Regions from separate parts of the Mus musculus genome. Here region 1 is linked to region 2. The links are chromatin contacts, found by Hi-C in ENCODE. All regions are on one chromosome and are shown on one strand. Each heading gives the region's core, a stretch centred on a gene start or an enhancer-like site at or near the end of the contact. The rest is flanking DNA. Distances are from core to core; before and after follow the strand shown.

Evidence for each region. A loop is a pair of places that touch in the nucleus more often than their neighbours do.
Region 1: a loop to region 2 is called in a map of Patski, with 2.9 times the contacts of the local background. The contact joins the enhancer-like site here to the promoter of Olfr873 in region 2. A Hi-C loop is called at or near these places in 1 of 37 maps with a recorded cell type or tissue (Patski).

The regions. Positions count from the first base shown.
Region 1 is chr9:20,542,883-20,548,146 of GRCm38, reverse strand. No RefSeq gene overlaps it. Among named protein-coding and RNA genes, the nearest start is that of Zfp266, 24 kb to the right of the region's middle. Within about 2 kb of position 3,611, at least 1 of the 3 ENCODE cell types and tissues checked has a DNase peak (open chromatin) inside an H3K27ac peak, as active enhancers do.
Region 2 is chr9:20,297,118-20,302,216 of GRCm38, reverse strand. It overlaps Olfr873 (olfactory receptor 873), which reads right to left and starts at 2,006. Exons shown (of 1, transcript NM_146561.1): 1 at 1,047-2,006. The coding sequence starts at 2,006. The coding sequence ends at 1,047.

The DNA.
Region 1 (5,264 bases), core at 2,362-4,861, 240 kb before region 2:
CCTGTACTCCATGAGATGAAGGAAAGATGGAAAACTTACAAGACAGGTTAAGCCTTGAAGATGTGGAGCAGCACCGAGACCTAGAGGTTCATTTGTTAGACTGGAATTTTTGAGACAGTGTCATGTAGCCAAGGCTGTCCTCAAACGTGGTGTGTGACTAAGGCTGATCTTGAAACTCCTGATCCTTCTGCCTCACCTCCCAAGCGCTGGGATTCTTGTCATGTACCGCCATAACAATTACCCAGCACTAGGGATGGAACCCGGAGCTTTGTGCATGGGGCAAGCACTCTAATCAACTGAGCCCCTGTTCTAGCCCCTCGGCCGGAACTTTAAGTTGCTTGAAGAGTTTGTTGTATCAGCAAAACTATGTTGAATTTATGAGGACGTGAAAGTCTCATCGACATCTTTTGCATAAACCTAGAATTATATGCATTTGGAAAGTGAACATGCACTGGTATTCTCAGTCCAAAGGCAAAAAAAAAAAAAAAAAAAAAAAAAATGCCTAGCTAGGAGAGATGGCTCAGCAGGCAAAAGGGACTTGCCATCAAGCCTGGTTATCTGACTTCAATCCCTAGAACCTCCACGGGGAAAGGAGAAACTAACTTATCCTTTGACCTCCATACAAGTGCTTTAGTACATGCATGTCTACACACACACACACTAAATAAATGTAGAAACAAAAATATCTGACAGGACCTGGTCACACAACCACTATACTCTGGCCTCAGCAGAAATAAAAGATATGTTTTTTTGTTGGGGTACTAGGGTTCTAACATGGGGTCCTGTACATACTAAGCATGCATTCTACATGTAAGCTATGTCCCCAGCCTGACGTGACCTTGACAATTGTTTTAGCCTCTGTGAGTCAAGAGAACCTCAGCATTCCTTCTGAATGAGACAATTTTTAGACAAGGACCAACAGTTTGTGTTGTAACATTGCAAGGTGTCCAGGATCTTACTCTACAGCCTGGGCTAGCTTAGAATTTACTATGTATCATGGGCTCGTCTTAAATTTGAAACAACCCTCCACAGCCTCAGGGCTAAGATTAAGGCCTGAGCCACCACATCTAGCTTGGTTTTGTTTATGCAGTGCTAAGGATGCAGCCTGAGGCCTCACACATGCTAGGCTAGCACTCAACTGGGTCCAGCCTGGACCCTAGGTTTTATAGGAACACCCTAGCTATTTTGGTGGGGTTTTCATAAGCAACGTGTTATGAACCAAGTGGTCCCCCACACAGCCTGCCTTCGGCAACTTTGTGCGAGCCATGTCATCACCAGCAGCCAAATGGAATACATGTCCTCCTTTAAAGGTCCCTGACATCACTGCCTGCTTTGTTTCTCACTCTGTTTTTGTCTCCCTCTTTTTCTTCCTCACTTAATTAGAGGCAACCTTTGTACACCACCCTCCATTAGTGAGATCTGTTGTGTGGTGTGATCTCTGCAACATTCCTTGGCCCCAATCCACCAAGGTATTCTTCCTTCCACAGCAAAGCCCTAACACAAAGTATAATTAGCAGATGAGTATGGAGGATCACTGGCTCAGGGTCTGTGAGATACTCTATGCCCTAGACATTCTGGTGTGTAGCCAGCAATTATAGTTTTAAGGCTCATGGTAAAAGGCTGAGAGGCATGAGAGCTGGGGATTTGGCCCAGTTAGTAGAGTACTTGGCTAGCATGCAGTAGGCCCTGGCTTCCATCCCATTGCATAAAACCAGACTGGTGATACATGCCTATAATCCCGGCATTCAGGAGGTCAAGGCAGGAAGATCATGAGTACAAGGTCATCCTTGGCTACACAGTTTGAAATCAGGTTGGAATACATGTGTCACTGTTTCAAAAGAGGGTGCTGTTTCTTCCATCAAGAGTATATAAATAGATATGAACCCCAAACTCCAGGAAGCATGGGACTACTGAAGCCATTACCATGATGGAGTCTCTGGAGGTGGTAATGGGAGGACATGTTGTGTATGATTCCCATGTGTGGAGATGAGAGAATCATTTGAAGCCGTTGATTCCATCCTCCCATCATGTCCTAGGAGTTTAACTCAGGCTGAGCTGTCCCAGCAGCCCCGCACACGTAGGACTTTAGTGTTCAACACTTTAAAAGAGGATGCCATCGATGTATTATACTTGTCAAGATTCTGTCTGTAAGAAGACCAAGTTGAGGTAGTCACAGTGGTGTGGAAAAGGTATACTGTGGGCAACCTGCTGCTGAGAGGAAGTGGAGAGAGTCTACACTGAACATGCAAATCTTTAACAGAAGAATAATGGTGCCATGGTAATTATTGTGTGGGGTTTCACTTCACGAGAATATATACCTAGAAGTAGATTTGCTGGGTCATATGGTAAGTATACATTATGAACAGGGTTTTTTTGTGTGTGTGTGTAACAGTCCTGGCTGTCTTGAAACTATGTAGACCAGGGTGGCTTCAAACTCAGGATCTGCCTGCCTTGTGCCACCATCGCTGGGCGACTGTACCCCTTCTCATGCTGTGAGCCGGTCTTTCTTACCTTAAGTTGGTTCTTTCACTTTGTCAGAGCAAGGAGAAAATAACGAATATACCCAATATTTTGTAATCAGTGTGAATAACAAATCCTTAAGTGCTTCCCTCTCTTGCTGTTATGTTCAAACAACAAACTGGCCATTATCCATTTAAAATTACTTCTCTCCATTGATTCTTACCCCAAGGTGGCAGTATTATGCTGGTTTGATGGTCATTGTTTCCCTACTACTGAATGTGGACTGACTGCCCTCAGAATCACAATGCAGCAGGTATGGTGACGTTCGCCTTTAATATCAGCACTGGTTAAGGCTGAGAGAGGAGGATCATGAGCCTGGGCTACCAAGGATTCGGTTTAAAAAAAAAAAAAAAAAAAGAAAAAGAAGGGTTGCCCGACTCTCTGAAATTATCTTTCTACCCAGCGCTTGCCTAAAATCGGATCGCCAGACACCTGCAGCCACTTAAGAAGGGCCTCAACTAAACGTATGCTGTCAGGTTAATTTTTTTTCTTCTGGAAAAAAAAATCAGAAAGTTCTCTAGGGGATTTTGAAGAGGGGACGAGACAAACGAAGACAGACCAGAGCCAGGCATGGAGGCTACGCCTAGTAATCCCAGAACATCAGGGTTACTGCGCCAGGAGGATAGAAGTTCGAGACCACCCTTGCCTACATTGTGAGCTGTTGTCTCAAAATGTTTACAAAAGAAAAATACCGCAAAAGCCACCCCGGGGACGCTGTGTCCCGACAGGATACTTCCTGCCGACCCAGGAGCGCTGGCTTCTCCGGCTCCTCCTCCAGGCAAACCCTCCAAGCCACTAAAACCGCTCCAGCCACGAAAGACCAACTCAGGGCCTTCACCAATTTGTTCTTTGACAAAAGGGGATGGCGGCGGAAGAGAAGACTGCATTATGGTGTCACTTCCGGGGCAGCCTCAGGCGGGGCGCGAGAGCTCAGGCCCAGCGGCCGCCGGTACAAAGCGCTTCGCGACGAGGCTGCCAAGCACGCACCCGCCTAGAGCGCCGACTTTATTGTCTGGCTGGAACAGCGGGGGCGGGGCATCCTTCCTGGGGGCGGGGCATCCCTCCTGGGGGAGGGGCCTCTATCTCAGGGTTGGGACCTCGTACTCTGGGGCTGGGCTACCTATTCTTGGGGTCGAGCCGCTACCCAGGCTGCGGGACCAAGGTTCTCAGCTCAAGAGTGGGGTCGCTACTACTCGCACAGAGGCCGGGTCTGGGAACCCAACAGCCGGGGTTGAGTACCAGAATCCTACTCTGGAGCGGGTCTTCGACCCAGAGGGGAGCCCACACGTCCAAGTTCGGTCTGGAGGTGGGGCCCGGGTCGAGTGCGTGGTGTGCACAGCGGGATAGACCTGAAGAACAGGGTTTCACGTAGGGACTTGCCCCACCTGATGCTCAGAAAAGCCTGCGAGTCTGCCGTCTAGCTTTTCACTAAAGCAGTCCAACCTACGCAGACTGGTCAGGAGTCACGTAATGAGAATTGTGCTAAATGCACAGGGGCGCAGAAACTGAGATCAGACTGGCAAGCAGAACAGGACTGGCCTCTGCTGTAATCCTAGTATCCAGGGTGTGGCTCTTTTGTTGAGCCTCTGTGTACCACGTTTGAAGTCCTGGATTCTAACCACAGCACAGCAAGTGAGAACAAACAAAACAATAATACAACAACACAACTTTAAAAGCTCTGGGACTTCCTGTGATGGAGGAGGGGTGCCACTAAGAAATCTATTCCTTGCTTGCTGTATCCTTTTCCTTTTCTTCCTCCTCTTCCTCTCCTCCTGTTCCTACTCCTCCCCCTCTCCTTTTTTAAAGTTGGCGATGTGGATCAAACCCAGGGCCACCTTGGACCTGAGCGCCTGAGATCGATCCTTAGAAACTATGTAAAACCAAAAGCCCGGTGCACATTTGTAACCCCAATGCTGGGATAGAGAGGAAAGATCAGTCCCGGGGACTTACTGGCCAGCCACCCTAGCCAACTTGCTGAATTCCAGGGCAGGGAGAATTGTAAACACACCTCAACCGGTTGCAGTGTATGGTTTGTTTGTTTTGTTTTGTTTTTTGTTTTAACTCCTCTGGGGCTGGGCTCTGTTTGTTGCACAGTGGGAGTCTGAAATTGTAGTCCAGGCCCCCAGCTTTTTGGTTTTCTTGAGTGTAGGCATTTGGAGTCGGGAGCGTTGCAGGTATGGCTTGGGCAGAATCCCTTTCAAATTTATTTTTGAGACAGGATCTCTTTCTTAAATTTCTATTACAAATTCATTTAACGTATGCGGTGTGTGTGTATGTGTGTGTGTAAGGACATCTTGCAGGAATCAATTTGACCATATAGGCTCCAGGAACAGAACTCAGGTCCAACGGCTGGCAGCAGAGACATCTTGTGGGTGTTTTGTTTTTTTGAACTAATTTTGAAAAACAAAATTTTCAGTAATTTGAGCATGTGTATAGTCTAAAGAATAAAATTCAAGATCATCAATGAGGAATGGGAGCTGAGTATGGGAGATACATGCCTGTAATGTTAGCGCTCTGGAGGCAGAGGTGGCAGATTCAGGAGTTCAAGGCCATCCTCTACTACATAGCAGTTTGAGACCAAACTGGGCTTCATGAGACCCTGTGTCAGAGAGAGAGGGAGAGAGAGGTTCTTGTGGAAAAAGTCCAAATTTTCTTCCGCAGAAAAATAGGAAAAATTAAATTATGCTATCCTTGCTGAATGAAATAGCTTTGAAAGCAGTAGCGTGCAGATTGTGTACAAAGTT
Region 2 (5,099 bases), core at 757-3,256:
AGTTGCCTTTGGCATACTTGCTGTGGCATGTGTATCATTCACATACACACAACAAATAAATAAACAAGCAATGGGCCAGAATCCTCTCTGAGAGGTATCCTGTATTGTGACATCTCTGTTTTTGTTGTTGTTGCTGTTGTTATTTTGCTTTTGGTTTTAGTTTGATTTGGTTGCTTTTTGAAACAAAGTCTTACTATATAGCTGTGACTGGTTGTGTACATAGATTAGCCTGCTTCTGTCTCCAAATGTTGGGATTAAAACTACACAGCCACATCTGGCTGTATTATAACATGGCTTCATTTATTCCCACTTAAACACCTAGAGTAGGTTACATTAAACTGCAGTGTCTCTTTGTTTCCTGTAAAAGAACAAAACCCGTGGTATTACAACATTGAGAAGACTATACATGCAAAATTATGAGCAACATGTAGGACACATTGGTCAGATTATGAGGCGCCTTTTATCTAGAATGCTTTTGGGTTTGGGATTTAGCTCCATGGCAGAGTGCTTGCCTAGGTTCAGTCTCCAGAGTTAAAATGAAAACAATAAATCCTTCATGACGTTGCAGTCATAAGCACCCTCTTTATATATTTATCATCACTTTCATAGTGCTTTGAAATTACTAGCACATACTTTATAGGGACATATATTTTCTGCTATCATGTAGAGAGCTTCTGTGAAAAGCAGAACTAGTGTGAGAGGATTGAATGAAGTTTCCAGGATTCCCTTCTTAACAAAGAATATAATTATGCTCTTCCTAAGTTGAAATTTTGCAAATCAATATTTTGCCATCTCCTCCTCAGCTTCTTTCAGCCTTCCCTAATTCAACAACAGGGGTCAGCTGCTTCCATCCATTGTTTGGGTGCAAACATCTGTATCTGACTCTTTCAGCTGCTTGTTGGGTCTTTTGGAGGTTAGTTATGATAGGTCCCTTTCTGTGAGTCATCAAACCCAAAAACTATTGTAACTGGATGCATGGATCTAGATGCTTTTCCCCTGCTGTAATTACAAACCCACACTCTAAATGGGTGCCACAGGCCCTACTATTACAACATTCTTCTGTGAAGTCTCTTCACTGCTCTTTTAATGTCCTTGTTCCTCAAGCTATAGATGAAAGGATTTAGCATAGGAGTGACCACAGTGTATATCAGTGAGGCCACTGCAGTACTTCTGGGAGAATGTGATACAGCTGAACCAAGATATACTCCAATGGCTGTTCCATAAAATAAACAAACAACTGACAGATGAGACCCACAGGTAGAGAAGGCTTTATACCTCCCACCTTTCGATGGTATTTTCAGAATGGAGAAAACAATTTTATAATAAGAGAAGAAAATTCCAGATATAGGAAGTAAACCAGATATAGCACCAACAAAATACATGACTATGTTATTAATGAATGTGTTAAAACAGGCAAGATTAAGGAGTTGTGCAGGGTCACAGAAGAAATTTGAAATTTTTACATCCTTGAAGTAGATGATTTGTAAGGCAATGAGATTGTGTGCCTGAGAATCCACAAGACTAATCAAAAGAGACAGGCAAACTAAAGAGCCACAGAGGCGAGGATTCATGATGAGTGAGTAATGCAGTGGGTGACAGACAGCCACAAATCTATCATAGGCCATCACAGTCAGAAGCAAGCCATCCATACATCCAAAAAGGATCAAAAATGACATCTGTGTAAGGCATCCCACATAGATTATCTCTTTGCTGTGAGTTTGGATGTTCACAATCATCTTTGGGACTGTGGTAGAGATAAAACAGATGTCAGCCAAGGACAGATTGCAGAGGAAGAAGTACATGGGAGTGTGGAGGTTGGAGTCAGAGTTGACAGCCAGGATGATGATCAGGTTACCAAGCACTGTAACCAGGTACATAGACAGAAATAACCCGAAGAGAATGGGCTGCAGTTCTGGATCATCAGAGATTCTCATGAGATGGAATTCTGAGACTAGTGTTAGGTTTTGAAGTTCTATATTGTTTGAACAGCTTTTGAAAATGAACATAGTGTTAATAAAAATGACAGAAGTTTACTATCACTCGACACTGTATTTTGGATTAAAGCAACTGTCTTGTGAAATGATCAAATGACTACATTTTTGGCAAAATTACTGATCTTCTGCAATCTCACTATTCCTTTTTGACTTAATTTTTGACAATTCCATACATATATACAATATATTATGATTATATTCTCCCATTACCCCCATCAATCCCCATCTCAGTTATGGTGACATCCTTCTGATACCATCTAGTTCTCTTCTTTCATACTTTTGTATAGGTCATGTATAGGTGGTCACAGCTTCTATATAAGCATGCATGTAATAGCCATGCCATATCCAGGAGACAACATTCACAGATTTCTCCCTATTCTCCAGTTTTTTTTTTTTTTTTTTTTTTTTTTTTTACTCTTTTCACCTGATTTTATTTGATGCTTCCCTAGATCATGGGTAATGTGGCATAGATGTCCCACTTAGAGCTGAACACTTAACAGTTACTTGTTCTTGTTCTCAGCACTTGAGCCAGTGTGAGTCTAAAAAAGGAAGCTTATCTGACCAAGGATATAAGCAACACTAGTCTAAAGGCATAGAAACAAACTCATCTTCCACTGACATGTGTTAGCCATCTCTTTCTACACTCACTTACATTAGTAAAGGTGTACAAGACCAAAAACGATATATAAGCCATACTTTGATCACAAAATAATACAAACAGAAATATAATTGAAAAAACAGAAAAAGATCCTTTCCATGATGAGAAAACACAATTATAACTAAAGGAAATTAAAACACTGCGAAAATACACTATTAATCTAAGATAGTGTAAGAATTGGCTATTGATAAAACTTCTGTAAGACTAAAGATCACATTGCTGAGATTCAAAATAGCATAGTTCATAATCACAGAGAAAATTTCTAGTTTCACTCATGGAGTTTTTTTTTTAATTATTTGATTTTTTATTCCACGAATTCTTGATAATAAGGGCTTACTCAAACTCACAGCTTCTGATACACTAACTTTGACTCTGGTGGACTTCCATTTTGATGGATGTGCATTTAACCCTAAAGTGCCTTGGCATAAGGCACTGGTGAGAAACACAGCTGAAATAATTAAACAATAATGAACTTACTTTATAGAATGTTGTATTAGCCACATACAATCCTATGAAAATATCCAATGCCTGAGATCACCTTTGCTATTTTTAATATGATATCACATCCTTTTTATGATCATAAATTCTTACATACACATATGAGAAATACAGCACTTGGAGTCTTCCAGAAGGTTTGCAATCTAGTTGAAAGTACTTTGTACCAATCCTCACTGCTAAAACAAGATCCTTTGCTTAATGGTATGGGGGAGATGCCTACAGGACTGATAACCAGTGTGGAAAGAAAGCAGACTCTGAAAGTTCCTAGAATTCATCCCAGTTCCAAAAATCAGCTCAGCCCTTGGAGCAGAATCTTTGCATGCTTGTATCCTCCACTCCATCCCAACACTCATACCTCTTGAGGACAATGAAACAATGACCTTGACAGTCTCTCTACCCTTCCACCATCTCCATTAGCACTTACTGGCCTAGGCTGTGTCTCTGCAGGGACATTACCAACTGCTTCTTTTCTTCCTGATAATCACAGAAGCCATGGCTTATATATTCAGATCTTGAAAAAAAATGCAGGCTCAAGCCAATGAAGGTGCCTAAAAGTTGTAAGAGACATTAAAGCCTGGCAAAGTACAAATCTGAAGGCACTGGCTAATTACTTCAATTGTGTGACCTTGGGGGCTCAATTCACACAGCTCCGAATTAGCCAATTGGTCCACCTTATCCCTTTCTTTGGGGACTTGTTACTATTAACAGTAAAAGGAAAAGAGAAAATGTGTTTGGAGATTTCAGGAAAGTCTTATCCATAGACCTTTCAACTTTTCTTATTTTTTATTTTTATTTTTCATACATGAAATAAAATTCAATTGTCAGCACTTATTTCAAAGGGGTTTTGTTTTGGCTTTAAAATTATTTTATTTTTTTACATTCCAGCTATTGCTGTCAACTTCAGTTTCCTAACCCAAATTTCCTCATCCCATTCCTCCTCCACTTGGCTCCAAGAGGGTGTTCTATATCCCCACCAGGTGACCCCTTCCCTGGGGCCTCAAGTCTCTCCAGTATTGAGCACATCTTCTTCTACTGAGGCCAGACCTCTGCAATATATGTGCCAGGGGCCTCTGACCAGCCCATGTATGCTTCTGGTTGGTGAGTCAGTCTCTAGGAGCTCCCTAGGATCTGGGTTAGTTGAGGCTGTTGGTCTTCCTATGTAGTCACTCTCCCTTTCAGCTTCTTCATTCCTTGCCCTAAATCAACCATAGGGGTTCCTGACTTCAGTCCAATGATGAGTTTAAGTGTCTGCTTCTGCCTTGGTTAGCTGCTGGTAGGGCCTCTCAGATGACAGCCATGTCATGCTCCCATCTGTAAGCACATCATAGCATAGTAGTGTCAGGGTTTGGTGCCCCACCATGAGATGGGTCCTGAGTTGGGTCAGTCATTGGTCCACCTGTCCTTCAGTCTTATCTCCATTTTTGTCCCTACAGTTCTTTTAGACAGGAACATTTCTGGGTCAGGAATTTTGACTGTGGGTTAGGAACCTTATCCCTCTACTTGAGGCCCTGTCTATCTACTGGAGGTCGACTCTTCTAGTTCCCTTTCTCCAGTGTTGGGTATTTTGGATAAGGTCACCCTCAATGAGTACTGACAGTGTTTCACCTTCTAGGTCTTTGATACTTTCTAGAGGGCTCCCCCACCTCCCACTCACCGAGGTTGCTTATCTACATTCATTCTCTTGGCCCTCTAGGCTTCTCTCCTGTCCCCTCCACCCCCATATCTGATCCTGTTGCCCTTTTCCCCTCCTTCTCCTCCTATATCTCCCACTCAGGCCTCTCCCTCCCTTTGCCTCCCATGATTATTTCCTTCTCCCTTCTAAGTGGGATTGAAGCATCCTCACTTGGACATTTCTACTTGTTATACTCGCTATATATTTTTACGGTGTGTAGGTTGTATCCTAGGTGCCTTGTACTTTTTGCTTAACATGCATGTCCTTTTGGGTCTGG